2 separate regions of the Homo sapiens genome follow, and region 1 is linked to region 2. The links are chromatin contacts, found by Hi-C or POLR2A ChIA-PET in ENCODE. All regions are on one chromosome and are shown on one strand. Each heading gives the region's core, a stretch centred on a gene start or an enhancer-like site at or near the end of the contact. The rest is flanking DNA. Distances are from core to core; before and after follow the strand shown. Region 1 overlaps ABLIM1 (actin binding LIM protein 1). Region 2 overlaps ABLIM1 (actin binding LIM protein 1).

Region 1 (6,778 bases), core at 1,638-4,137, 76 kb after region 2:
TCAAAAAAAAAAAACAAAAAAAAAAAACAAGAACACTGAGCCCGTCAGATGTGGGCTCAGCATTCATTCCCCTACAAGGGGCCCACATGCCAGAGTACAGCCTCTGAACAGCCTGCAGACACCACCTCCTCAGCTCTCAGGAGGCCTCCGGAGCCCAGGGCCGCCTCCTTCAGCTCAGTCAACCTCCTTGGAGCACAGGAAAAATATTATATCCTGTGTGTGATTGCATGGAAAAGCTATAGAGTGCCACCCTAGACTGCCAAGTTACCCACCCCCGCATAGCTTGCAATGTTCCGTTAGAAGCCAGGCACCTGTCTTATTTTGTCCATAATGGTCACCTGAAGAGCTTCTTGCCTTTTCTTTTCTTTCTTTTTTTTTTTTTTTGAGACAGAGTCTTGCTCTGTCTCCAGGCTGGAGTACAGTGGTGCGATCTGGGCTCACTGCAACCTCCGCCTCCCAGGTTCAAGCAATTCTCCTGTCTCAGCCTCCCAAGTAGCTGGGGTTGCAGGTGCCCACCACCATGCCCGGCTCAGTTTTTGTATTTTTAGTACAGATGAGGTTTCACCATATTGGCCAGGCTGGTCTCGAACTCTCAACCTCAGGTGATCCGACTGCCTCGGCCTCCCAAAGTACTGGGATTACAGGCATGAGCCACCGCACCCAGCCTTCTTGCCCTTTCAGTGCAGGTGTTTCAGCCTTACCCTGGGCCTGTAGAATTAGATTTCTAGTGGGTGGGGCCCAAGCAACCTTTTGTTTGCTTGTTTGTTTCACTATATTTTTAAACTACATTCATTAATATTTTCGAATAGGTGATTTCATGTGGTTGGGGAAATGCATGAATTAATGAATGAATTTATTTGTTTATTTTTTGAGACAAGGTCTTACTCAGTTGCCCTGGCTGGAGTGCAGTGGTGCGATAATAGTTCACTGCAGCCTTGATCTCCTGGGCTCAAGTGATCCTCCCACCTCAGACTCACAAGTAGCTGGGACTACAGGCATGTGCCACCATGCCTGGCTTGCTTGCTTATTTATTTATTTATATTAGTAGAGATGAGGTCTTGCTATGTTGCTCAGGCTGGTCTCGAACTCCTGAACTCAAGTGATCCTCCCACCTTGGCCTCCCAAGTGTTGAGATTACAGGTGTGAGCCACCACGCCCAGCAGGAAAATTTTTTTTAAGGCATGAAAAGGTATACGGTGGAAAATTTCCCCTCATTGCCAGGCTACATTTAAAAAAAAAAAAGCCTCACTTCCTTAACTGTAGCTATTATCCACTATTATTGAACATGAGCCCATTTCCTGGCAGGCTGTTTTGTGCAGTCCTAAAAGGCCCACAACCTAGGCTTTGTGTGTTTTTGGGGAGCGTCTATGAATGTACTCCAGCCCTGGAAGGAGAACAAAGGCTTACTAGTTCCTCATAGGAGAATGAACAGCAACAGGGAAATTATTAAATGCTTAATTGGTAATGACATACAGTGTAACAGTGTCAGCTTCATTAATTGTTAAATTAGGCAATGATTAACATATCATTAGGTTTATAGTAGCCAAGGCAAAAGAATACAATTCTTTTCAAAAGTTTTATAGCAACAAGTTCATTATGATGGCAGGATGTGAACAATTTCAGCACCATTGATGGGGTGGGGCCCCTGAGACCAGGACCTGCAGAAGAACCACAACGCCCGGTGCCCACTGAAAGGAACGCGTGCCCGCGCCCAGCCTTACTTGCTGATGTACTCCCCGGTGAGGACCTTCCCGCAGGACTTGCATTTAAAGCACCCCAAGTGCCACTGCTTATCCAGCGCCAGCAGCGCCTGCCCATTCTTGATATCTCTTCCGCAGCCGGCACAATCTGAAAAAGAGCAGCCGCCAGTGGTTACTACACATTTCCTTTGCTAAATCCAAGCAGGCAGCCCAATTTCAACCCCACTGTGTGCCCATCACACACTCAATCAATATTTACTCAAGCACCATCTCGGGTCAGTTTCTTTCCCTGCACAAAATCTTTCTTGGTGAAGGCTCACAGGCTGCGTCCTCGGAAGGACACAGAACGGAAGCTTCATGAACCTCCGTGGATCTACGGGGACGGATGTCCTTCACCCATCTGCTTACTTGGGGGTTTTTTAATGTATCCTCTGAGCTACAGATCGCCCAGAGAATATTTAATTATAGTGTCTTGGCTGTGATTTTAAGAAAGTGCGCATAGGCATTTATTAATTGAGGGCACTGTGAACAACTCAGCACTTTATGCTGATGCCTCGCCTAACACTATATACGTGATTACTCCTGGAGGCTGCCCGTAAATCTCATTTTTGTAAATGGGACCCTACTTCCTTATCAATCCAAACCAGCCTTTCAAAGATTTGTGATCATCAATTAAGTGGCTCTTAATTCCTTAGCTCTCAATTCTCCTTGGCAGGCTCCTGGAAGGACAATAAAGGAGAAATTATTTCTTCATGGTAAAGAGTGTGGGCCTGGAATAAGACATCCCAGTGAGGAACCCCAGCTAACTCCTCGTTGGCTAGCTATGTGATCAAAGCAAGTTACACCCTTTTGAAGCCTGGGTTTCTTCTTAGGGAAGTGGGAATGTTATCAGCACCTGGTCTCAGCCCTCTGATGAGGATTCAGTGCATTTAATAGATTTAGCAGTAGATGGCACATTGGAAGTGACTAGAAACATTTGCTGTTATTACAATTGCCATAATTAATCTGATTATCGACTGCTTCATTCTGTTAGGGAAGTTGGGTATTAAAAAGAAACCAGAAGACTGTAAATTGGTGCAACCTTTCTGGAAAGCAACTTCAACAACTACAGACATTCCACATCAATGTACCTGAGAGAATGAAAGCAAGCACGTGTCAAGTTGGCCACGTGTTCCAAGCTGATCAGACAGAACACACACAGAATAAAGCCATGTCCTGGCAAGTCCACTTAGTGGCCAGGTTTGGACCAAGACAGAGTCCACTTGGTACACAAAGTGATGAAACAACCCCCTCTTCTGACCACATCCGTGACTGCCACTGCTTTTTCCTAATGACGCTTCTAGCCCAACTTTAATTCTCTGACCATCCAGAAAACCTTGAGACCCAATCGCTGACCTGGTCCTGCTTCTTGACAACACTTAACCTAGAACTGCTTCTAATCCTTTGAATCCTCTTTAAAATTACCTAGCACGTGGGCTGGGTGCGGTGGCACACACCTGTAATCCCAGAACTTTGGGAGGCCGAGGCGGATGGATCACCTGAGGTCATGAGTTCAAGACCAGCCTGACTAATGTGGTGAAACCCTGTCTCTACAAAATACAAAAAATTAGCCGGGCATGGTGGTGCACGCCTGTAATCCCAGCTACTCAGGAGGCTGAGGCAGGAGAATTGCTTGAACCTGGGAGGCAGAGGTGCAGTGAGCTGAGATCATGCCATTGCACTCCAGCCTGGGCAACAAGAACGAAGCTCCGTCTCAATAAATAAAGTAATTAAATAAATAAATAAAATTACCCAGCATAAGCCCAAATGCTGTGAAAACTCCTCCAAACTGCACCCAGAGTGGGCTCACAGTTCCTCTGGCTTCCCTCTTGCTGCAGCTAGTTTAACCCGTTCTTTTTCTTTTTTTTTAATGACAGGTGTATTTCTGGCGATCTTGGACAGTGGGTGTTCACATAACCTTGAGATCCAGTAATTATTTTATGTCTAAGATTTTATTCTACAAATATATTTGCAAAAGCACATATGTGCATGCATATGTTCCCTACAGCATTTCTCTAATAACAAAAACTGGAAATAGGCTATATGGACCATCAGTGAAGGGCCAGTTAAATAAATTATAGTATAGTTGATAATGGAATACTATGGGCTGTTCAAAAGAACGAGGCAGATTTGTGCTCTGGCATGGAAAGATGTTCAAAATAGATCAAGTAAAAAAAGCAGGCCATAGAACAGTAAGCATAGCATAAGCTCATTCATAAAAAAGTAGTAAAGAAAATGGTGTGTGTGTCCTAGTCCCAGAATAGAACATTTCTGGGGGAAAACATTAAAAATTCTTAAGAAACTTCCCTCTCTGGAGGAGGACTTTACTGTTTAACTTCACATCCTCTGTGTTGTTTGAATTTTTAAACCATGATAATGTAAAAAATTTGACTATTTATAAAATTTAAAAATATAAGTTCTGAATATTGCAAATTAGAATTTCTTAATGTATGGCCCATTATCTAGTACACATATGAGTGTGTATTAGATGGTCATATGCATATGAGTGTATATTAGATGGTCATAAAAGATTAAGCATTTTTTTAAAAGCTGGGGTTTATATGAATTCCAACATCTGACCAAAATTTTTATAAAAGGAATCTCACATCTGGTAGTTTACTATAAAGATAAAAATGGAAGGCCACGATATTAGTTTAAAAATATAATTTTTAAAGTTTAGGAGCACAGTATGGATGTAAGAAAACTGATAGTTTTTTTTAAAAAAAAGACTACTTTTAGAGCAGGTGTAGGTTCACAGCAAAATTGAGCAGAAGGTACGGAGATTTCTGATACAACCCCAGTCCCTCCCCGTGCACAGCCTCCCCCATTAGCAACATCCCCCACCAGAGTGGAACCATTGTTATAATTGATGAACTGACACTGACACATCATGATAGCCCAGAGTCCACAGCTTACATTAGGGTTCAGTCTTGATGTTGGACATTCTGAGTTTGGACAAAGGTAGTAATGACATGTACCCGCTCTTATAGTATCATACAGAGTAGTGTCACTACCCTAAAAACTCTCTGTACCCCATCTATTCATCCCTCCCTCCTCCTAACTCCTGGAAACCACTGATCTTTTCACTGTCTACATAGTTTTGCCTTTTCCAGGATGAAATGGACAATTTTTTAATCCAAGTCTAACTGAAATTTTTCTTTATTCTTCTAATTACATAATTCCCACTAGGTGGCAGCAAAGATTTTAATAATAAGGAAGATGCTGTTCAATAGAATTTTTAAAAGAGAAAATCAACTTTCAGAGATGGCTTTTCATTTCTACAAATGACAATGGATGGGCTCAGGGAGGTTGACAGAGCTGTTTGCAGTCTCTCTGCTGCACCAAAAGTGAGGTCCAGGGAGGTGGATGGTGTGGGGAAGGTAGGAGCAGCATGGGCATTGGTGTCAGGAAGACTCGGGCAAGTTACTCTCTCCGAACCCTCATTTCTTCATCTGTAAAATGCGGACAACAGCCATTGCCTAGGCTGCTATCAGGAAGAAAAGAGATCATGCACTGTAAAGTGTTTTGCATAATACAATGCTTGGTACATGTGAGCCACTCAATAGACTCCCTTTTTCCTCGGTTAGGAGCAGTTAGGTCTTGGGCTCTTTACAACCACCTCAGTGCCCAGACATCCCAGAGCTATGAAATAAGCAAAGACACAATTTGAAAATAAAGACCACTGTTAGGGGATAGAAAGTCTTGAGGGCTTGGCCTGCAGCCAATCAGAGGCTGAAGCGGAGTTACACTCTATACAAATGAAGGACTGGCCCACGGCCAATCAGAGGCTGAAGCGGAGTTACACTCTATACAAATGAAGGACTGGCCCATGGCCAATCAGAGGCTGAAGTGGAGTTACACTCTATATAAATGAAGGACTGGCCCAGGGCCAATCAGAGGCTGAAGTGGAAACTTGACCTGCAAACAATCAGAGACTGAAGTGAAAGATTGGCCCATGACCAACCAGAGGCTGAAGTTTTCCTTTTGATTTAATTCTAAGAAGTCAACTTCAGATTCGCCTTAGGCTCCCAGTCTCTAGACCCTATTTTCCTGCCTCACCACTATGATCATTCTGCACTGAGGGCTTTCTAGAATCAGGTACCACGTGAGGGCTTTGTAAACATGGTACCATTTAGTTTTCACAATCATTCTAGTCAAAGTGCCTTGCAGACTGGAAGCTCTCTGACTTCACAGGTGGTATCTATACCATTGAGCTCCTCCATGCCCTGCACGGTGCCTCATGGGGGACAGCCACTCTACATGTTTTATAGAAAAATATTCACTGAATGCTTACCAGCCAGCTGGTAAGGTTGGGCTGCAAATAAAGGCTAAGGTTAGGCCTCCTTCCTGCCAATCCCTATGATACACATCAAGCAAATCAACAAAGAGCACCTCCTAGATAAGGGAATACCAGCCCACGTGAGAATCCTGACCCGAAGTATTCTGGTATATTTCACAGAGCCTACCCACTCCTGTCTGGACAAAGCCATGGTCTTCACTCAAGCCTGACACTGTGCTGGAGAGAGTGGAAAAGATGCAGAGACAAAAGATTCATGCTGGATTGCTCACTCCTTCCACGCTCACTCCAACTAAGCTCTTTCATAAAGAACAAAATGTCCTACTCTGTATCTTCATGTTTTTCAGCTGTTGAGAAAATTGTTTCCAAATCACTGAAGCAGCTGCTGATAAATATAGAAAGCTGGTGATTGGCATTGGAATTATTGCCAACGTCAGAAGTAGGTGAATATGCAGTGGCATCGAGGAAATAAAACCCATGAGGAACTTGCCAGTGTCCTACCCAGGAAAAATAATGACCTAACATGGAAAAAAAAAAAAAAAAAGAGAAAAGCCTGACCTTAAACACTTGACCCTGAGCCCTTCACTCTTGGCATCAAAAGCCAGAAAAAAGCAGGGATTTGGCTACTCACGTCCAGGTTAAATTAACATCCATCTACATAGCCGCTTCCAAATTGATATCATTTTGTTCAAAGGCAATTAATATCCTTGACAATAGGGATATTGCCTGTCACTCTTAATAT
Region 2 (7,641 bases), core at 5,108-7,607:
CCTGTGATCTCAGCACTTTGGGGGGCCAAGGTGGGAGGATGGCTTGAAGCCAGGAGTTCGAGAACAGCCTGGGCAACACAACGAGACCTTGTCTTTACAAAAAACTGTAAAAAATTAGCCAGGGATGATGGCACATGCCTGCAGTCCCAGCTACTCAGGAGTTCGAGGCTGCAGTAAACTATGATTGTGCCAGTGCACTCCAGCCTGGACGACAGAGTGAGACACTGTTTCTTTAAAAAAAAAAAATTTTAAGGATGAAAACATATAAACCTTAATAGAGATAGGGCTATGGGACAAGAGATAATAATTCCAATGACCATGCTGACATTGTACTTTTCCGTTTCATAAGTATGTTCACATACCTACCAGATCTGCATAACAAGAAAAGGTAGGTCACATACTATCACCTCCCTCCCCCACTAATGTAGAAACATGGTTCCAAGCTGGTAAGAGCCCTGTGTGTAGGCATGTAGTTGGTATGGGCAGAGCCTGCTTCGGAACCAGACTCCTGACTCTAATCTCTTCCTTCGTTCTGACCACCAACCAAACTGTACTGTCTACGACATTGATCTGGTGGCATTTTAAATAAATTCTCCTGAATAACAAGTTGATGGTTGCCATAAAGCCGGTATTTTACTTCTCACTTTGGGAAACATATCCCAAGAAAATAATTTAAAATGCCCTTTAAAAGGAGGAATAATTTATTCAAATACTTTCATAGTACTACTATTCATAAAGGCAAAAATTTGCGTTACATGTTCAACAAATTGGGGCACAATTAAGAAATTATGACATACGGGCCAGGCACAGTGGCTCATGCCTGTAATTTCAGCACTCTGGGAGGCCAAGGTGGGTGGATCACCTGAGGTCAGGAGTTTGCGACCAGCCTGCCCAACATGGTGAAACCCTGTCTCTACTAAACATACATAAATTAGCTGAGCATGGTGGTGTGCACCTGTAATCCCAGCTACTTGGGAGGCTGAGACAGGAGAATCACTAGAACCCAGGAGGCAGAGGTTGCAGTGAGCCAAGATTGTGCCACTACACCCCAGCCTGGGCAACAGAGTGAGACTCTGTCTCAAAAAAAAAGGAAATTATGACATGCGAATTCAATGGAATATCATAGCACCACTAAAATGTCACCTATCTCCAAATCTAGAAAAGGATATATTAGGTAATAAGTACAAAAAACCACATGCACACACACAATATAAAACTGTCTAAAGAGTTGAAAGAGTACAAAGAATATTTTACATTTTAGGAATCTGTTGTCCTATGAAATTTCTACTAGCACAATAAAAGTAAAAAGTTTGAAAGAATGCATTAATAACGACTAAATGAACACCTCAGTAACCATAGCTTTGTGGAATTTGAGAGCAAATGGCAAGGGGAAACTTTGGCTTGATACTAGTTGTCTATAACAATAAATTAAATAAAACAACAACAAAACAAAAAGTCCCCAGATTATGTGCTTCAAGCTTGCACAGTTGGTCAATAGAAATTAATTCTTCATAAATTCAATGCAAATTATTAGAATATAGGTAGAAATTAATAATTCATAGCAGTCATAAACCATGAAAATATTATGGTATTTTTACTACTTTGAATTACAGAGATTCCCTAAAAGTAGTCCAGTTTCATAATATCCAGAAAGTTGCTTGGTTTTAGGATCAGATGATTGATTTCAGACTAAACAGAGTAACCTCCCATCAAGATGGCTCTGCTTATAGAATACGCCATGATGGCTGTTGGCCATTTCAGTATATTAGGGTTCAGAAAAATTAATTATAGATGCGGACAAAGAGCCCCACATTGGGACAAGTGACTTATGTTCCTGCAGACACTTTGCTTCCACTTACAGGCACAGACACAGATTAAAGTGAGGCCATTTTTACTCCCTGGTCTCCAATTTAAGAGAAATATATTGCTGTGTCTTAGAGTCTCCTCTTTCACGGAGGTAATCCCCAAAGCCACCATAACCCCACATGCAGTTTTTCTGTTCTTTTGTATGTTATGTTCTTTTTCAAAAATCCCAGTCTAGGGAAGGGCCAAGCAATTCTCAAATTCCACCCATTAAAATGATAAAAAGAAATGGTACTTACTTCTGCTGATGGAGTAGGAGACAAAGTCCTCGGAGACTAGAAAAATAAAAGAGAATTTAAAGTCACAATGTTTGTTAACTCTTTGCCGTTTTGTTTGTTTGTTTGTTTGTTTGAGATGGAGTCTCGCTCTGTCGCCCAGGCTGGAGTGCAGTGGCGCAATCTCGGTTTACTGCAATCTCCGCCTCCCAGGTTCAAGCGATTCTCCTGCCTCAGCCTCCCAAGTAGCTGGGACTACAGGCGCCGCCACCACCCCCAGCTACTTTTTTTGTATTTTTAGTAGAGATGGGGTTTCACTGCGTTAGTCAGGATGGTCTCTATCTTCTGACCTCATGATCCGCCCCCCTTAGCCTCCCAAAGTTTTGGGATTACAGGCGTGAGCCACCGCGCCTGGCCTCTTTGCCAGTTTTAATTAGAGTTGTTTATCAGAGTCAGCTGTAAATATTAGCCAACATGTACCTGCCAGCATCCCTCCACATCTCCCTGTCTTCTGATCAGGTACAAATGCATCTGCCATGGGGCTCAGACAGGTAGACTCTGACAAAGTTCCGGGGAGATTCTGGTGCACATCTCTGCCTAAGAACCATGAATAGGCCGGGTGCGGTGGCTCACGTCTGTAATCCCAGCACTTTGGGAGGCTGAGGCTGGCGGACCACAAGGTCAGGAGATCGAGACCATCCTGGCTAACATGGTGAAACCCCGTCTCTACTAAAAACTACAAAAAATTAGCCAGGCGCGGTGGCGGGCGCCTGTAGTCCCAGCTACTTGGGAGGCTGAGGCAGGAGAATGGCGTGAACCCGGAAGGCGAAGCTTGCAGTGAGCCGAGATCACGCCACTGCACTCCAGCCTGGGAGACAGAGCGAGACTCTGTCTCAAAAAAAAAAAAAAAAAAAAAAGAACCATGACTAGATATGATTGTGATACATACTTAGGTGATTAAGCTAGACAAGTTGGAACCATTTCCCTTATATATTCAAACTACGCTCATTTTACTATGATGAGTTACAGCATCTACTGAAACATAGGATCTTGTTCACATGGTTGTTGACTAAATTACAACCACAGCAATCACCATAAAATAGTTTGATAACTAAAATAGGACTTTGGTGACCAGGCATGGGGCATCCTGCCTTGGCTGCATCGCCAATCTCACTATCATTCACCTCGCCAATCTCACTATCATTCACCTCTGGCTTCCATCCTCCTAGGCACACAGGCTTCCTTGGGGCCATCAACAGGCCAAGCTTTCTGTCACCTCAGGGCCTTTGCACTTGCTGTCTCTTCTGCTGCCAGTGCTTTTCACCCAGACACCTGCAGGGCTCATTCCCTGTCAGCGCTGATGTCTCTGCTCAAACCCACTGTCACACAGCATCTCCGTGACCATTCTGTCCAGAGGAGCAACCCAGCCCCTGGTACGCTTTCTCTTTACTCTGCTTCATTTCTCCTCAGAGCCCTACCACTCTGTAAAATTATATTACATATCTGTTTCTTTACTGTCTGTCTCCCACGTGATGCCACAAGCTCCATGAGGGCAAGGACTGTTTGTTTACAACTACATATTCCCAGTGATGACAGCAGCTCCTGGGACACAGTAGTTGCTCAAGTATTTTCCAGATGAATAAAATGTTTACAATTAAAATGCAAAAAGCTTTCAAATAGAAATGAAATTCAAACAGAGCTATGGAGAACACAGCCAGGGGTGGACTTCTCAGTTTTAGAATTTGCCCTTTTCCCCACATTCTATAGTAAGTGGGCGGACTGTCTGTATTCTAAGCCTTCACAAGCTCCAGGGTCTCCTCTGCAGCTACAGCCTGTCTCTAGGGGGTCTCAGCTGGGTGAAGGCTGGTCTCAAGGTCAGGGCCCAGGTCTGCACCTGCACTGACAGCAAGGCCCTGGAGGCACCAATGGCTGCACAGAACTAATCTGACTCTTGCAGTGTTTCTTAAATGGCAATATGTATAAAGGCCAGGTGCGGTGGCTCACACCTGTAATCCCAGCACCTTGTGAGGCCAAGGCGGGTGGATCACTTGAGGTCAGGAGTTCACGACCAGCCTGGCCAACATGGAGAAACCCCAACTCTACTGAAAATACAAAAATTAGCCCAGCATGGTGGCACATGCCCGTAGTCTCAGCTACTTGGGAAGCTGAGGCAGCAGAACTGCTTGAACCTGGGAGGCAGAGGTTGCAGTGAGCCAAGATTGCACCACTACACTCCAGCTGGGTGACAGAGTGAGACTCCACCTCAAAAAAAAAAAAAAAAAAAAAAGGCAATATGTATATGAGGTCTATAAAAGAAGTGTGTTAAACTTTAATGGAATAAATAATAGAACAGCTTGTAAATTTCTCTCAGTTGCAAGATGCAAGTATTGGGAAAGAGTTCACTAATATATCTGATTTCTGATCCCAGGGGCACCCTCTATGCATAGAGAAAACCATGGGACATAATTCCAGGTTATGACAGTAAGTATGCTGATTACGAGAGTAGCCAGCATTTTTCTTAAGCACTTATTATGTGCCCAGTACTGTTCTAATGTAAATAGCTCACTTACTCTTTACAGAAAACTTCTAGCATAGGTATTCTTGTTCTCTATCTTGAGTTTGCAGATAAGGAGATTGAGGTATATAATTTCCCCAAAGTTATGTGGTTAGTCAGCATCGGTCTGGTTTTTCTTTTTTTCTTTTTTTGTGGTGGTGGTTTTTGTTTTGTTTGCTTTGTTTTGTTTTTGAGACAGGGTGTCACTCTATCACCCAGGCCGGAGTACAATGGCATGATCATGGCTCAATGCAGCCTCAACCTCCTGGGCTCAAGTGATCCTCCCATCTCAGCCTCCCAAGTTGCTGGGACTACAGGCGTGTGCCATCATTCCTGGCTAATTTTTGTATTTTTTTTCTGTAGAGATGGAATTTTGGTATGTTGTCCAGGCTGGTCTCAAACTCTTGGTCTCAAGCAATCCACCCACCTTGGCCTTGGCCTCCTAAAGTGCTGGTATTACGGACATGAGTCACCATGTCTGGCAGAGTCTGGTTTTAAATGCAGAGATTTTCACCTCAAAGCCCAAACTCTTGAGTGCTTAATGTTTTACTGCCTTGATGGAGCTGCTGGGAAACGCACACAGACACGTACACTGCACACCATGAACCCCAAATCCTTAACACCATTAAAAAAACTCACATCCCCTTGCTTGTATGGGTTAAACATTAGTAAATTCTCATCCACAGGGTCCAAGGCCAATCTCTATGCACTTTGTTCAGGAACTTCCCCTCGCCTCTTATGCCCTACGAAACTCTGTGGGGTTCAATGGCAACTGACAACCCGGGCCAATGCACCTGCGCTTGAGAGCGGCCGCAAGTGCAGCTACAGCTAAGTGACCACTAGGTGGCACTACATGAAAATGGATATCACTTCCTGCCACAGGGACCTTTTCCACGCAGAGCTATGCTCTGGAATAAAACCCAGATTAGAAAGTAAATAAATAAAAGGAACAATATATATAAAATAAAAAATAAACATAAATATAATTATCAAATAATATTATACATCTGGAATTGAGAACAATTAAACAGAATCACATTTTCATGCCTTTTCTTCTCCAAGACCTCAAAGCACTGTGAGATGCTAGATTGTTTATATTCTGTTTTAACCTTTGTTGAATAGCTGATTTGTCAGCTATTTGTTAACATCTTTGTGGACTAAAATCAGTCTACAGATGATTCTAATTCAAAAAATAAAAGAGAAAAAAATGAGAGTGAGCCGATTGGCCAGGGGAAACGGACTTGGGTAGGAAGCGACCACAGAGAACCTTCAACCCTGAGATGGGACCGGGGAGGGGAGGACCCCAAGGGGCTGAGAGGCTCTGGTCCCGCAGCAGATGGGTCTGCAGGCCGAGTATTAACGAGCCCCAAGAGGACAGGTAGCAACAATGGTAGAAATTGCCACATGCTCAGTATTTCCCCCAAGTCTGGCCTCTGATAATTGCTTTACATAGATTAGCTTGCTTAATCCTCACTAACACCCTATGAGGTAGATTCTATCATCACCCTATCTGTTTTACAGATGAAGAAACTAGGACCATTTTTCTTATTTTTTTAATATATATAGATGAGGTCTCAACTATGTTGTCCAGGGTGGTCTTCAACTCCTGGCCTGAAGCAATCCTCCGGCCCTCAGCCTCCCAAAATGTTGGGATTACAGGTATGAGCACTGTACCTGGTCCAGGAAACTAGCAGCAGAATGGCTGTCACATGGTCAAAGTCAAACAATCGGCATGTGGTGATCCCTGGGTTGAGACCAGGTAATTTGATTCCAGAATGCTGGCTCACACTCCTGTGCTAGACTGTTGCCCCATGCGCTCTACTTTATTTTTTCTTTCACATGCTAACTTTCTTAAGTTGCTGAAAACTGTAATTACCAAAATTTAGGGGGTGTGTTCTCTCTCCTCATGATGCCATGAATATACTTAAAGCTTATCACTAGACTAAGACCCCCAGGAGACCCTCACTCCCTTATTTGCTCTGCCCAGCTCACACAATCCCCACCCCCTCCCCACCTCCCGACAGCTTCCATCCCAGCATGCTAATGTTTAGCTGGTCTTCACTGTTGTTTGATGTGCCATTGTTCTGTTCTCCCACTTCTCATGATGGGCTTCTGAATACCTCAAAGCACCTGGTCTAGAAATCTGCAAATACTAGGCAGACAAAAGACCACCTGATTTACCTGAACTCCAAATGGTAGTTATTACAAATGTGACAAAAGGGAAGGTAAATTGTTGTACAACTCACAACCAGTAGGAATGTATTACCTCTCCAAGGCTCTGTCTCTCCTGTTTGTCATCATAGCCCGAAGTGTAGAAAGGCTCATAGGTAATAAGATCTGGACGTTCAATGTCATAAATTGCCTTGACCTTCGGAATGGCTGCTAAATCCTTGTAATCCAGGATCTCATTGTCTACTTTTGCCTGGCAAAGTTAACCAGAAAGAACAATTACCTTGTAGTCTGACTGCTTTAGGAAACTGTAGTTGGCGCATTTCCTGTTGTTTAAAAAGTGAAGGCCTTAAAATAAACAAAAACCAAAACATCTTGCCTAACACAGTTATACTCTTCAGAAGTTGCCCTTTATACCATATATTAATCATGTTTTTTTAAAAAAGTCACTGAACGCTTAGGAAAAAATCTGTGTAGAATTCATGAAATAGATAAATGTGCAAACCTTAAGGATAATTTCCTGAATTTATGATAGTAAAGGAAAAAGCTCAAACAGATGGTCCAATAATCCTCTCAGATGGCTAAAAACAAGAACTGCATAATTAATAAACTAAATATTTAAATATCTTTGTGGTAGAATTTAGGAACACTCAGTATCAGCTTCATAAAATATATATTTAATCCCCAAATATCTATATGCAATTTAGGTGCAAGAATTTTTTTTTTTGAGACGGAGTCTTAGGTGCAAGAATTTTTTAAGTCCCGCAACATATTACTACATTTTACAGGTCGTCTGATCACTCTGTTGATGGTCACATAAATGTAATTACCTAAAGGTAA

Evidence for each region. Hi-C counts contacts between places; a loop is a spot of excess contacts on that map. ChIA-PET counts read pairs that join two places held with the same protein, here RNA polymerase II (POLR2A). Pooled maps may share reads with other maps.
Region 1: a loop to region 2 is called in a map of heart right ventricle, with 13 times the contacts of the local background. The contact joins two enhancer-like sites. A Hi-C loop is called at or near these places in 106 of 168 maps with a recorded cell type or tissue (A673, B cell, CD4-positive, alpha-beta T cell and 63 more), 37 of 37 single-sample maps with no recorded cell type and 50 of 50 pooled maps. POLR2A ChIA-PET finds 5 or more read pairs at or near these places in 20 of 52 experiments (A673, B cell, BJ and 15 more).

What each region holds. Positions count from the first base shown.
Region 1 is chr10:114,545,929-114,552,706 of GRCh38, forward strand. ABLIM1 (actin binding LIM protein 1) reads right to left here. Exons shown (of 23, transcript NM_002313.7): 5 at 1,722-1,848. Among named protein-coding and RNA genes, the nearest start is that of ABLIM1, 110 kb to the right of the region's middle. Within about 2 kb of position 2,888, at least 6 of the 41 ENCODE cell types and tissues checked have a DNase peak (open chromatin) inside an H3K27ac peak, as active enhancers do; they include gastrocnemius medialis, heart right ventricle, left ventricle myocardium inferior and 2 more, where a contact is called at or near this core.
Region 2 is chr10:114,466,079-114,473,719 of GRCh38, forward strand. ABLIM1 (actin binding LIM protein 1) reads right to left here. Exons shown (of 23, transcript NM_002313.7): 10 at 6,899-7,054; 11 at 2,103-2,138. Among named protein-coding and RNA genes, the nearest start is that of AFAP1L2, 65 kb to the left of the region's middle. Within about 2 kb of position 6,358, at least 8 of the 41 ENCODE cell types and tissues checked have a DNase peak (open chromatin) inside an H3K27ac peak, as active enhancers do; they include gastrocnemius medialis, heart right ventricle, left ventricle myocardium inferior and 2 more, where a contact is called at or near this core.